2 separate regions of the Homo sapiens genome follow, and region 1 is linked to region 2. A link is a contact called in ENCODE POLR2A ChIA-PET data. All regions are on one chromosome and are shown on one strand. The core of a region is the stretch at or near the end of the contact, and the rest is flanking DNA. Distances in the headings are between cores, read along the strand shown.

Evidence for each region. ChIA-PET counts read pairs that join two places held with the same protein, here RNA polymerase II (POLR2A).
Region 1: POLR2A ChIA-PET joins it to region 2 with 17 read pairs in activated T-cell. The contact joins two enhancer-like sites. POLR2A ChIA-PET finds 5 or more read pairs at or near these places in 2 of 52 experiments (OCI-LY7 and activated T-cell).

What each region holds. Positions count from the first base shown.
Region 1 is chr4:139,782,908-139,785,664 of GRCh38, forward strand. The region is part of intron 2 of MAML3 (mastermind like transcriptional coactivator 3); the gene reads right to left. It overlaps LOC124900782 (a long non-coding RNA gene), which reads right to left. Exons shown (of 2, transcript XR_007058277.1): 2 at 1-2,757. Among named protein-coding and RNA genes, the nearest start is that of MGST2, 120 kb to the left of the region's middle. Within about 2 kb of position 1,429, at least 2 of the 41 ENCODE cell types and tissues checked have a DNase peak (open chromatin) inside an H3K27ac peak, as active enhancers do.
Region 2 is chr4:139,691,128-139,693,979 of GRCh38, forward strand. All of the region lies in intron 2 of MGST2 (microsomal glutathione S-transferase 2), which reads left to right. Among named protein-coding and RNA genes, the nearest start is that of MGST2, 27 kb to the left of the region's middle. RefSeq lists an enhancer at 1,475-1,524. Within about 2 kb of position 1,429, at least 5 of the 41 ENCODE cell types and tissues checked have a DNase peak (open chromatin) inside an H3K27ac peak, as active enhancers do.

The DNA of each region.
Region 1 (2,757 bases), core at 179-2,678, 92 kb after region 2:
AAAGTAGAGCCTTACAATTGTATTTGCTGCCCTTTCCTATGCTCCAAATTTGGCTTTAGGCTGCCTATTTTCAGTGTTTGGGAACCTCAAAAAAGGAGCAATGCATAAAACTTCCAGCTGATAGGAATCCTTCCCCAGGGCTTGTCATTTAGCTGCAGCTCCAGCAGGCATTTTGAATGAAGGGGAAAAAAGGACATACAGCCTCGCTAAGTACAGGGGCCTTAAAGAAAACACGGTTCTTAAAGCCCTTTTGTCCTCTGTCTATCTGTAGCACAGGATAATGAAAATGGATACGTGTTGCCTGTTGTTCCTATGTAAATGCTACCTCGAGGACACAGTCTTCACCAGGCAGATGGCTAATTTCTTTGCTCTAACCTCATTTCTCCAGTATTCCGGTGTTCCTGTGACGTCCTGCTCCTGGAGTCAGGTCCTAATTGTTGTCAAGCGTTCAGAGACAAAAGTGGTGTCTACACATCATTCATGTGAAGGCTGTTACTGGCTATGAACTGTAGTTGTGGTGGCAGCAGCAGTGACTGCAGTGGCTGCAACACAAACCTTATGGCAGGTAGTACCTGCTGGTGTGGGGCTGCTCAGAACCTGCCTTTCTGCTTCCAAGTGTCAAGCTGAACATTTTCCTTTGTTATCGCTTCCAGCCCCTGGACTCCAACGTGCTGAAAGCCCTGTGTCTTTCTGTTGGGATCAATACCCGCTTCTTTAACTGTTCCTCTCTGGTTCAGACTGTCTCTCGGCATCATTCTGACCATGCAAATCTGGGGATGCCCAAGAGAGGGCTCATTTGTCTTGTCACAGATTTGGGGGGTGCTGGTTAACTTGTGGCCCCTTGGAAACCCCACTGCCACCGAGCAGTCAGGTAATCCTAATAGCCAGGACCCTCCCAGTCAGCGATTGGCCGTCTGATTGGATGCACATTCATCTTCAAGTTATGTTGTGTGACAGCCCGGGCTGCTGAACACCATTTTAACATGCAGATTGACTCCTCGGAGGCTCTTCATTACGCATTTAGCGGTCTGTTTTCAGACTAACCAGCATGTCAGAGAGGCCCGCTATCCTCTTTCCACCTGGGTGGAGGAAATAGCTCACTGACTGTGGGGGAGCCACAGATATTAAAATGCATATGTTTACCTTCCTGAGCATCCGCACACAACAGCTTTCTCTGATGCAAGAGAAGAAAAAAGAAGAAAGGACCCTTGGTTCTGAAATGCAAGGAAAATGGCTAGCAAAACAAGCGAGCCTTTGTTGATGAGAGCAGTCAACAAGGCCAGGCCCGCCTGATGCCGCCCAGCTGCCCGCAAGCCGACCTGGGAGCGTCCACACAAGCACTCCTCTTATCGACACACAGACCCTCTCTTTCTCTCTCACACAGAGCCTGAAGCATTTTAAGCAGAACACTTCCAATTTCCTGTTTCTAAAACCATCTTGCCTCTCCAGTGGCATTCCAAGCGATCCTGGCGAGGCACGGGATGAGGGAGAATGGTGTTGGTTTAGGTGGCTTCCACTGCAGGGCTCTGGGCTTACTTGCGAGGCTCCAGGCCCCTTCTTTACCCACCCCTCTTCTCTCCCTGCTGTGATTGACTTCCACTTGCTAAAAATACTTCCCTATGGCCTCTCGTTGTTCCTGCATGAGTGCTGATGTTTTCTTGTGCGCGTGTGTGGGTCGCCTTTCTCAAGAATCTCTTTCCATTCCTTAAAAAGAAACATTTGTATTGCTTTTAATACAATTCTCATCTCTTCCCACTTAGTCCCCCAATGTACTATTCTCTCCATTCTTCTGAAGGACCAATTAAACTGGAAGGGTACTCAGTTCTTTGGGCCTTTGCTATGCGCTACGCCTTGGCCAAGTCTGCAGCCCCTGCCCTCATCTCCGATCACTCTCTTGCTTCATTTCTTTGTTGTCACCAGAGAAAGATCCTGGAGAGGTTTAGAAGGCTAGCTTGGTTCTCACAAGTGGGAGCTAATGTGTGCACGTGGACATGGAGTGTGGAATGATAGACATTGGAGACGAGGAGGGGTGGGAGGGTGGAAAGAAGGTAGATGATGGGAAATCTCTGAATGGTACTATGTACATACCTTATTCGGGTGATGTATACACTAAAAGCCCAGATTTCATCATCACACAACATAGCTGTATAACAAAATTACACTTGTACCCCTTACATTTGTACAAAAGAAGAAGGCGGCTAGCTTGGACACAAACACTCATGAGGCCAGGGCCGATACCTGGATTCCTAACTGACAGACACCCAGCCACATGGCTCCTGGGTGCTCAATGTCTGAACCACAGCCTGCCCCTCAGCTTCTGGGTCCTCCCACACGGTGCCGGATCCTGATACCAAGACCGAGGACATGGATGGGGTTTTGCTGTTTACATGCTTAAAATATTAATAATCAGAGTTCACTTTCATAGGGCTCTGGGCAGAAAATAAAATGACAGCAGAGCTGTATTCCTAATTCCCCTGGAAGGGCTGTGAAGGAGGAATATAATGGTTCCCTATGCTTGCTCTGGGATCAGAGTGTTCTTGATGAGTGAATTGGGCAGTAAACACAGCTCTTTATTTTTGTACGGAATGTGGTGATCCCCACTGGCAGGAACAGGTTGCATGTGGTTGCTGGGCTGTTGCTTGGCTGGTGCTGCACTGCGGAGTATTGTTTGGAAAAATATCACCCAGCACGAACAATATGGCTCCCCAGCGCCTGGGGCACTGCATGGAGAGATCTGTCCCTTCATTCACATATCTC
Region 2 (2,852 bases), core at 179-2,678:
ATACACAGCCTGTTTTCCCATGGACAGCCTGTTTTTCCAGTATGGACATGCAGAGAGGAGACAGTGGTCATAATCAACTCTACCCCCTGTTCTCACAGGAAGGGAAGATTGACAGCTACTGCAGGCTGTTTGCTGTTCCATTTGGGAAATTTTCCTGAGGATCCCCTGTAATAAGAGGATAGAATATATCTGCCTTCATGACTTAAAAGAGGCTATAAATTATTTTCATGTCAATGAAACTGTAATTAGCCACTGACAGGATTGTCAAGAAGTAATTTTCAGAGTTTGGTCCCCTTGAGTTAAACATGCCTGCTGACAGCTTACTGAGGACGTGTTATTGTGGGACACCATCCAGGCCTGGAGGGACCCAGAATCAGGCAGAAGGACATGGTCACATGGTGGAGGGGCTGGAGGAGGTGACAATTAGCAGGTAGAATGGGATTCCAGGTATTTCAAGGCCAAACCAATACTTGGTGCTTTCACCAGGCAGGCAGCAGGGAAGACTGTCAGCAACAAACAGGGCACCCCACTGGCAGTCAGATGATGATGATGATGATGATGATGATGATGATTATTATTATTATTATTTGAGACGGAATCTCACTCTGTCACCCAGGCTGGAGTGCAGTGGCGTGATCTCGGCTCACTGCAAGCTCCGCCTCCTGGGCTCACACCATTCTCCTGCCTTAGTCTCCCGAGTAACTGGGACTACAGGCACCCGCCACCACGCCCGGCTAATTTTTTATATTTTTTAAGTAGAGACGGGGTTTCACCGTGTTAGCCAGGACGGTCTCGATCTCCTGACCTCGTGATTTGCCCACCTCGGCCTCCCAAAGTGCTGGGATTACAGGCATGAGCCACTGCGCCCAGCAATTATTTTCAATCTCTGAGAGATGATAGCAAGAAATGGGCAAAGTCTCATTTCCAAGGGACTAAGGCTTGAGGCAGGTCAGCAAAAGAGGGACCAGGGTGAAAGTACAATGAGCACAGCTGGGACGTGAGGTTGGGGTGAGCTCAGCAGTGACCAGCCACTTGTAGGGGACAAAGGGCCTATTTCTTGAGAAAGAAAGGTACAGAGATATGGTGCTGAGCTGCTCCAGTACTCCAGGTGTTGCCATCCTGTGAGCACAAACGCAGCTGCAATCACATCCTTGCCTAAATCTCAGTGGCTTCCAGCCACCTGCTGCTCACCCAGGATCCCAGCACCCCGGTTCCCCATCTTCCCAATTCCTTCTGGGAATACAGGGGATGTGCCCAGGGACACAGCTCCTGCTGGCAAGCAGCTGAAGCAAGGGGCTATGCCACTGTCCTGCTCCCCAGTCCTCTGTGAGTACAATACCCTCCCCAGGTTCTGGAGTGCCTTCCACCACCACCAGGAGCTGCTCTGGGTCTGTGGCAGAGGGAGATTAAGGGTGTGACTCTCCCCGACTTTGTCTCTTCTGTCATCTGAGGCATGGCACCACTTGTATCTGGAATCTCACCAAGTTTTTCATGAGGACGATCCGTCAGCATCTGTTCTGGTCTCTGGTTTCCCATTAGGTGTGAAACTAGTTCCCTAGCTTGTGAGGGCAGCAGGGGAACTCCAAAACATCCCCTCTATTTTTATTTCCTTTCTCCTTGCTCAAAGGCCTTCTTCCTCTTTCAGATAAGAGACACAAAAGCACACATGCCTATCAATTTATGTGGACAGACACCCAAAGGGCTTCTGCCCTCTGCAGTGCAGTTTGGACTTAGGACATTCTTACACAATATTATCTCTTTGTCCCCAGATGCCAAGCCAAGGCCACTAGAAAAACCTCTAAATAATTAGACTTTTATGAAGGCTAACCTGGGCTATTTTTGAAGGTGCTTTTAAAACAATCTTATCACACCTAATTTTGAATAAAGATATGTTGTGGAAAAACTTGATGCTTACATTTGGAATAATTTAAGGTGTATTACAAAACAATAAATGATGGGACAATTGTGTTATGTTTCCAAAAAAGTTCATATAAAATTTCAGTGAGTGGGCTGGGCGCGGTGGCTCACGCCTGTAATCCCAGCACTTTGGGAGGCCGAGGTGGGCGGATCACGAGGTCAGGAGATCGAGACCACGATGAAACCCCGTCTCTACTAAAAATACAAAAAATTAGCCGGGCGCGGTGGCAGGTGCCTGTAGTCCCAGCTACTCGGGAGGCTGGGGCAGGAGAATGGCGTGAACCCAGGAGGCGGAGCTTGTAGTGAGCCGAGATCGTGCCACTGCACTCCAGCCTGGGCGACAGAGCAAGACTACGTCTCAAAAAAAAAAAAAAAAAAAAGAAATTTTCAGTGAGTGTGGAAGGACTAGAGCCTTCCTCTGCTACTACTACATTTTACCTCGTGGGAAACAGGCCTATGGATTTAGCCAAGGAAAAAGAAACGTGGGAATGCTGTTTATTCCTTGCATAGCCGTAATATAAAGTATGAATTTTATCAAGTATCTTTTCACTCAACCTATCATAGCCACTCAAAAAGATGTTAATGGAAAGACAACCATCAGAAGCAAAATCATGCCAAGAACGAGAAGCAGCAGGAGGAAAAACTTTGGTTACTTCTGTGAGTTCTAGAAAGTTGTAGTTACGGTTTGCAAGAGTATCAGTGTTAGGCTTTAGACAAGACATTCCTTGGGTCACCAGTGGCCTTTTGGGTGGTAATGGCCACAGTCCAAAAAGGAAGAAGAAAGCAATTTTGCATTCATATTATCCATTTCCAATTTTTTAGGGGACTGATGGTCACTCTCCTGGCCCTTAGAGATGTGTGTGGGTAACCTCGCTGGTGTCTTTGCTGGTGGGGTTAAAATTTTCCATACGTGCTTCAGGACTCTACCTCAGCCA